Regions from separate parts of the Homo sapiens genome. Here region 1 is linked to region 2. Evidence: read pairs that join two places in POLR2A ChIA-PET (ENCODE). Cell type or tissue: MCF 10A. All regions are shown on one strand.

Evidence for each region. Peaks named below come from ENCODE experiments on the same cell type or tissue, not always from the same donor. Only the 100,000 strongest peaks of a DNase experiment are listed, where the experiment ranks them.
Region 1: POLR2A ChIA-PET joins it to region 2 with 5 read pairs; 4 of 35 experiments call an interaction of 5 or more read pairs at or near these places.

The regions. Positions count from the first base shown.
Region 1 is chr1:230,274,911-230,278,910 of GRCh38, forward strand. All of the region lies in intron 15 of GALNT2 (polypeptide N-acetylgalactosaminyltransferase 2), which reads left to right. Among named protein-coding and RNA genes, the nearest start is that of PGBD5, 150 kb to the right of the region's middle. In MCF 10A, no CTCF peak of the experiment used is centred here; no DNase peak of the experiment used is centred here.
Region 2 is chr1:230,112,042-230,116,041 of GRCh38, forward strand. The region is part of intron 1 of GALNT2 (polypeptide N-acetylgalactosaminyltransferase 2); the gene reads left to right. Among named protein-coding and RNA genes, the nearest start is that of GALNT2, 47 kb to the left of the region's middle. RefSeq lists enhancers at 1-310, 1,209-2,408. In MCF 10A, no CTCF peak of the experiment used is centred here; a DNase peak (open chromatin) is centred at 1,860.

The DNA.
Region 1 (4,000 bases), 160 kb after region 2:
GTGTGTGTCTATGTGTGTATATATGTGAGCATATATATACACACATATATACACACCACATATATATACATGCTACATATATACATATATACATGCCACATATATACATATATACACGCCACATATATACACATATATACATGCCACATATATACGTATATATATACACACCACATATATATACATGTATACACACCACATATATATACATATATATACACACCACATATACATATATACACACCACATATACATATACCTGCCACATATATACATATATAAACACCACATATATATACATATGCATGCCACATATATGCATATGTAAACACCGCATATATACATATATACACACCACATGTATACGTATATATAGATGCCACATTTATACATATATAAACGCCACATATATATACACACCACATATGTATACATATATATACATGCCACATATACATCTATAAACACCACATGTATACACGCCACATATATACATATGTAAACACCACATATATACACACCACATATATATACACGCCACATATATACATATATACAAACACCACATATATATACATATACACACACACACCACAGATACATACATATATATACATGCCACATAGATATACATATATAAACGCCACATATATATACATATAAACACACCATATATATACATATAGATACATGCTACATTTATATAAACACCACATATATATACGCCACATAGATATACAAGCACAACATATATACATGCCACATGTATACATATGTAAACACCACATATATATACACACCACATATACACACCACATATATATATACAAACACCACATATATATACATATATACATACACCACAGATATATACATATATATACATGCCACATATATATACAAATATACATGCCACATATATACATGTATATACATGCCACATAGATATACATATATAAATGCCACAGATATATACATATATAAACACCACATATATACATAGACACCACAGATACATACATATATACATGCCACATATATATACGTATATATACATGCCACATATATATACGTATATATACATGCCACATATATATACGTATATATACATGCCACATATATATACGTATATACATGCCACATATATATACGTATATATACATGCCACATATATATACATATATAAACACATATATACATATATAGACACCACAGATATATACATATATATACACACCACATATATATACATATATACACACACACACATATACACACAGTTTCTTTAAACATTTCAGAATAGACTTTCTACCTGCCTTGTAAGCCGGTTTTCTCTGACGTATTCCCTTGTGGCAGCTTGTGGACACACCCTTTCTCAAGGCATGGGGTAACAGTTAGTGTCAGGAATAGAAATGCAAGCACAAAAGGTCCTCCCTGTATGCCCATACTTGGAGTGCCTGCCCCTGTTCTTACAGTCGGTCCTTAGAGATAGATGGGATGTAGGGAAACTGAGGCACAGAACCTACTGGAGCCAAGAGCCTAAGCCAGCTTCTAGTCTAACCCTGATTTCACAACAGAAAAGTCTCAGAAAGTCATTGCCTCCACCCTGGAGTCATCTGGGAAGACCAAGGCCAGGACCGAGTCCCCGGTTCTGACCCCAGTTGTCAGGGAGACGCCTGCAGAGGGCCCTCTTTCACCTGTCTGTCTCCAAACCCCTGCGCCAGCTCTGGGTGCTCCTCCTTCCCTGCTCTGCAGAGTCCCAGCCTGTCCTGGCAGTGGGAGCCCCTCTCTAGGGTTCTGCTCACAATCCGCATCTCTAAATGTCCATCTGTGTTGATGACTTGATACCAAAATGTGTAAGGGAGTGCCTGTTAAACAAGAGAAGGCTAGCACCGCTTGGACCCAAACCACCTAGAAATTGCCTCACTCATTGGCCCCTCGAGAGGAAGCTCCTCGAGGGCAAGGCTGGCATCTGCTGAGCCAAGTACTGGGTGAGTCTCAAACACATTCCCCTGGGATGTAACGGAGCAGAGATGTCTTTGGATGTAATGGATTGATAAAGTGATGACTTTAGTTGACACCTTTTTAAAAAACAAATATTACTTCAATATTGCTTAATTTCAAGAATTGACAGGTGTTTCTGCTTCAGTCCCAGTTTTGGGGAACCATAACTGACACGGCTTAGGACCTTTGTGAAGCATGAAAAGACCTATAAATAATAAGTTTTTCTGGATGTATGGCATGTATAAATGGGGATCTGTTAGGTTTTAAACCCCAAGACTCAGGCTATTAGAGAGGATGTGGGGGCTGTTTCAGTAGAGTCTGACTGCCTTGAAAATCTGCGCTCCCCACCCCCAACCACAATCCCATCAGACAGACAGATCAGAGCCCACAAGGCCACCTGTGCGAGACGGAGCTGGGGTTTTGTTGTTGTTTTTCTAAGGTTCTTGATTTAGCTGATGCTTTGACACATGACAGGCAGTCCCTCCAGTGGCCAGAATCAGATTCCGTTCATTCCGAATTCTTTGTTGAGAAGATTCCTGGCTGCTCAGAGTAACAGGGCAGCCTCAATACATACACACTTTACATGACAATGGGGAAAAACAGCATGAGGGGTGATTGACAGCAACGAGGGAGCTGGAAATGAAAGAGGCAATGACAGGCACTTAGCAAAAGCCTCCCCGGCTCCTCTGATTGCACTGTCTTTCCCTGCTGGCAAGAACTCCAGGTGAGCAGGTGGACGGAAATAAGGAAAGCAGGGTACAAGTGACAACATCCTTGTGGTGTTTCGCGCAGGTCGGGTCCCCAGCACTGGGCTCCTCTGCCTGCACCGGCTCCTCCCTGCCTCACTCACTGGCCCCTCAAGAGGAAGCTCCTTAGCAAATTTTATCTTGGAACTGAACTGGCTTTGCCAGTTGGAACATTTGGTTTCCAGGCACGTCCATGTTTTCATATGTTGTGCATATTTGCAGAGTCAAAGGGGAAAGGGAGGCAGGAGTGAGAAAATTTAATTCTGCAATGTCAAAAGGATTTGCAAAAAATACTTAGGTGAAGGAGCTTTCGTGCACACAGTATAAAAAATTAATTAGAACCACAGACTTCATTATTTGAAACGAGCTTTGGGGAAGAAAAAAATGTTACTTTTTTTTTTTAAGAACAAACATTAGAGATTTTTAAAGGGGGATTTTTCTGTTTTTCTTTCTTTTTTTTTTTTTTTTTAAGAGACAGGATCTCACTCTGTTGCTTAAGACTGGAGTGCAGGGGTGGGTATGACCATAGCTCACTGCAGCCTCGAACTCCTGTGCCCAAGCGATCCTCCCACCTCAGCCTGCAAGGAGCTAGGACAACAGGCATGCACCACCATGCCCTGCTAATTTTTTTTAAAAAAAATGTTTGTAGAGATGGGTTCTTGCTATGTTGCCCAGGCTGGTCTTGAACTCCTGGCCTCAAGCGATCTTCCTGCCTCGGCCTCCCAAAGTGCTGGGATTAGTGTCGTGAGCCGCCTGCACTCAGGCTGAAAGGGGTATTTATGTTACTTGCTAAACAGGGCTCCTCAGATTTCCTTCAGGCTGGGTTGTGCACTTTGATTCTGGCTTAGTTGGTGGGTAACGGGTATGTGGGTTGAGTTTGGTTGTTCGCTTGATTTGAGTGTTAGTAAAGAGGCATCGTACCCTGTACTTTACAAGCGGCATGTTCAGAACTCAGCAAACATTGGTCCCTGCCATACAGAGCACCAGGGGGCTCAAGGGTAGCAGAGACAAGTTTCTCATATCCACCAAGGAGCTTGCACACCAGTAGAGAACAGACTACATAGAAATAGGCTTCTCAATGCTATGTTCTGTTCAAACAACCATCTCTCTTCCTGACATTTGGCCTGACACCGTTCCTCTGGCTCCCCCGAGCAGAAAGCCCTAAGTGGGAGCATGGAGGTGCCCAGACCAAGGCCTCCAGGCAGGGCTGCTTTCCAACAGCCAGGGGAGGATCTGGCCCTGCATTGTGT
Region 2 (4,000 bases):
TCATTACTGAGAGGAAGAAGGCTGGCTGGCCTCAGAAGGCATGAGAACTGGGACCTGGGTCCAGCCCAGTCCATGGTGGCCACAGCTGGATCTCAGCTCTGCTCCTCCAGGCCAGGTGGCTGCTTTCTCCTCTCTCTGCAGTGGGATTTTCTCTGCCCAGGACTCATGTGTCTACCTGTGGGTCTAATCTCCTAGCATAGGCTGAGCCTGCACCTCCTTGAGAAAACAGATTAGCTTAGCTTAGTCTGAGTGTTCACTCCAGGCGCACCCTGAGAGGGAGTGCAGCCTGCACATGGGGTGGGTAGTTCTTAAAGGGAGCCTGCCTCCAGAGGCGCCGGGGGAGGGGGGGGGCCTGCATTTAGAGTGTGTGCGTGGAGCATGTAGCTTGTTCCTGTTTTCATGGAGTCGCAGAGATCAGAAAGCATTTATGCCTGTTTCTGACAGAGATGCACACAGCTGGTCTGAATGGGCAGGATTGGGGTGAGGGCAGTGGAGGAGGGATCTGGCCACACAGGCAGTCTGCTGTGAGGGCCACTTCAAGCCACTCTTCCCTTGCTGAGCTGTGATTCGTTCTTTTCCAAGTGACTTAAACAGAGGCCTTTTCTCTTGTTTGTGGGGATGAGGATGGCGAAGGGAGGAGGAGGGAGAGGGTGGCTGAGTGGAGGAAGCGCAGTTGTGCTGCGGAGATTCCTGCTCTGCAGCTTGTCTGCTGTGGATTGGCCCAGGGGGTAGGTGGCACAGTGTGTGTGGCAGGGGGGTGGGGGGGACCAGGCCTGGCTCCGCTGGTCCACTCTTGGGCTGTGAGCCAGGACAAAATCTTATACCAAGCAAGCATCTTTTCCAGTAAAATAGAGTGTCTCCATGCCCTTAGGAACTGCCTGGGACAGCCTCATTCTGTCCTGGATTTTGTTCTGGGCTCTGCTGCCTGTTGAGCGTGGACCAGTGACCTCGTAACTGTGGCAGAGGTGAAGGTCTCAGCACCTTCTGTGTGCCCTCTTGCATGTGTGTTTGCCAGCATGCTTGGGGCTTTCTTCAGGTGTTTCTGGCCTGAGGAAGTGTCTTACCCCCATGTTATTTGTGTGGCTGCACAGCATCTGGAGGGAGGGATAGAGCCCCAGCGCTGGGCACATCGGATCTGTGCTCTGAACAGCTCTGTTGATGCCAGAGCTGCCTGACTTGCTCTGTGTGGTGCTGTGAAGGTCAGGCTTGGAGAGTGAGGAGCTGCTGAAAAAGGGTGAGTTTTGTTCTCTTCTTCCAGGGCTCAGTCTTCCTTGTACCAGTTTCTTTCTCTGTTCTTCTCTCCTTGACTCAGGAATCCAGTTTGCGCAGCACTTACATGGCGGGCAAACTCCAGTTTATACCTGGAGCTGCAGGGCGGAGCTGCTGTCAGCTGGGAGCTGTTATTGAGGAACAGCTGTGGTAGAGGTGGATAAGAAGAAGACCTGACCCCACCTGCTGGGGCAAGAAGCCTGCATAGCACAGCTAAACAGCCATGTGGGACAACGGCTGAGCAATGACAGTGGAACCCAGTGTCCCATGCAAAGTGCTCAAGAAGTGGACGGGATGGATCGCTGCTGAGTGGCTCTTGAGGAGCTCAGAGTATCTTGGGGCTGATGTTGCCTGTTGGGACTTTCCCCAGCACAGACAGCGTGCGGGATTTCAGATGCTCTTCTCCTTGCCTTCAGAAGCCCAGGGAGTGTTGGCAGCTTGTTTGCACCTGATCAGATAAAAGAGGTCATGATCTCTGTGAAGGTCTTTTCGGGGAAGGGGTCACTGGCCTTGCCAAATGTGGGAAGCGAGGCCTCTTCCCAGTTCTGCCTGTGACTCAATGGCTGTGGCTCAGGGCAAGTCATTGGATTTGTTTTTTGTTTTTTTTTTCAGAATAACGTCAGCATGTGCTGAGCATCTGACTCACGGGGTGAGGCAGTGAATGAAGGACTTCATCTCCGTGAAGTGCTTGACGTGATAGAATGAAAACCCTTGCGTTCCCAGCCTTGGCTGTCAGAGTCTCATTTTAAGGAAAGCCGTTTTTGACGTGTGTTTCCTTTCAGTTCGGAGCTGGCTTCTGTTAGGACAGGGGGTTTCTGCCCACTTAGCTGTGTCTCTGGTAATCTGAGATTCTTGGAAACGGGCCACAGTGATTCCTCTGGCCACATTCAGGGTCAGGTTTTCAGTTCGTCTTCCTGGTGTTTCCGCGCCTCATTCTAGGGGGAGGTTTAGTCGTTCCTTTCTCTGCTGTCCCCCAGTAGCTTCCGGCCATTCCTTGTGAAGGAATCTTCCTAAGTCAATTTTCCCTGGTGAAGACTGAGCCCTGGAAGAAGAGAACAAATCTCATCCTTTGTCACTTGGGAATTTCACTGGCGAAATTCAGTGAGGCACTTGAGGTTTGTAAATGGGCAGACGTTTCCCACACGATTACGTCTGTATGTTGGAAAGATATTTCTAAGTTGTAGTGAGGTAGGAGGGATTCTCAGCGAGAGGAGGGGCTTGGGCTGAACCCGGCACTGCTGGGACATGAACAGGGGAAACAGCGTTGGCGGTGGAGCAGGTAGACATTCCCTTGACCTCGTAAGTCCTGGATGCCACCCGGCGAACTGGCCTGCGGGCTGGAAATGATGCAGCTGACCCAGTAAACGCACTCAGCTCACCTTTTAGTCTGGTCCAGAACGCTGAATTGAGCTCTTGGATCTTGGTGCTAAATACGTGGTGTGGCATTAATGGCAGTAAAGATGGATGGTTATGTACCATGTAGAACGTGCAAATCTGTTTTCAATAGGCTTTATTTTTTAGAGCAGTTTTGGGTTCACAGCAAAATTGAGCAGAAGGTACAGAGAGTGCCTGTATACCTGCTACCCCAACATCCAGCTTCCCCTATTAGTTTCCCTTCGCAAGAGTTATAGTCCACAAACCTACACTGACACATCCTTAAGTCTCCCAAGTCCACAGCTTACATTAGGGTTCACTCTTTTTTTTTTTTTTTTTAAGATGGAGTCTCACTCTGTCACCCAGGCTGGAGTGCAGTGGCATGATCTCGGCTCATTGCAACCTCTGCCACCCGGGTTCAAGCGATTCTCCTGCCTCAGCCTCCTAAGTAGGTGGGATTACAAGCTCCTGCCACCACACCCAGCTAATTTTTGTATTTTTAGTAGAGACAGGGTTTTACTATCTTGGCCATGCCGGTCTTGAACTCCTGACCTTGTGATCCACCTGCCTCGGCCTCCCAGAGTGCTGGGATTACAGGAGGGTTCACTCTTGCTTTTGTACATTCTATGGGTTTGGACAAATGTACAGACACACGTCTGAGAAAATTGTGGGTTTGATTTCAGGCCATCACATAAAGCAAATACGGCAGTAAAGCAAGTCACACACAGTTTTTGGTTTCCTAGTGCATACAAAGTTATGTTTACACTGTATTGCCGTCTGTGAATAGGGCAGTAGCCTTATGCCTAAACAATGTACGGATCTTAATTTTAAAATATTTTATTACTGAAAAATGCTAAGGATCATCTGAGTTTTTAGCAAGTCGAGTCATAGTCTTTTTGCCCAGATGTTGATGGCTGCTGACTGATGACGGTGGTGGTGGTTGAAGGTTGAGGTGGTGGCTGCGACAGTTTCTTAAAAGAAGACAACAATGAAATTTGCCACATTGATGGACTCTTCCTTTCACAAAAGATTTCTTTGTAGCATGCGTTGCTGTTTAGCATTTTGCCCACAGTAGGACTTCTTTCAGAATAGGAGTCAGTTCCCTCAAACCCTGCCACGTCTTTGTCAATTAAGTTTATTCTGAATCCTTTGTTGTAATTTTGACATGCTCACAGCATGTTCCCTAGGAATAGATTCCATCTCAGGAAACCACTTTCTTTGCTCTTCCATGTCTTTTTCCAGGTTCTATCATGAGTTTGCAGCAATTCAGTCACATCTGTCGTCTCCACTTCTAGTTCTCTTGGTGTTTCCACCACAACTGCAGTTCCTTCTCCACTCTAGTCTTGAACCCCTCAAA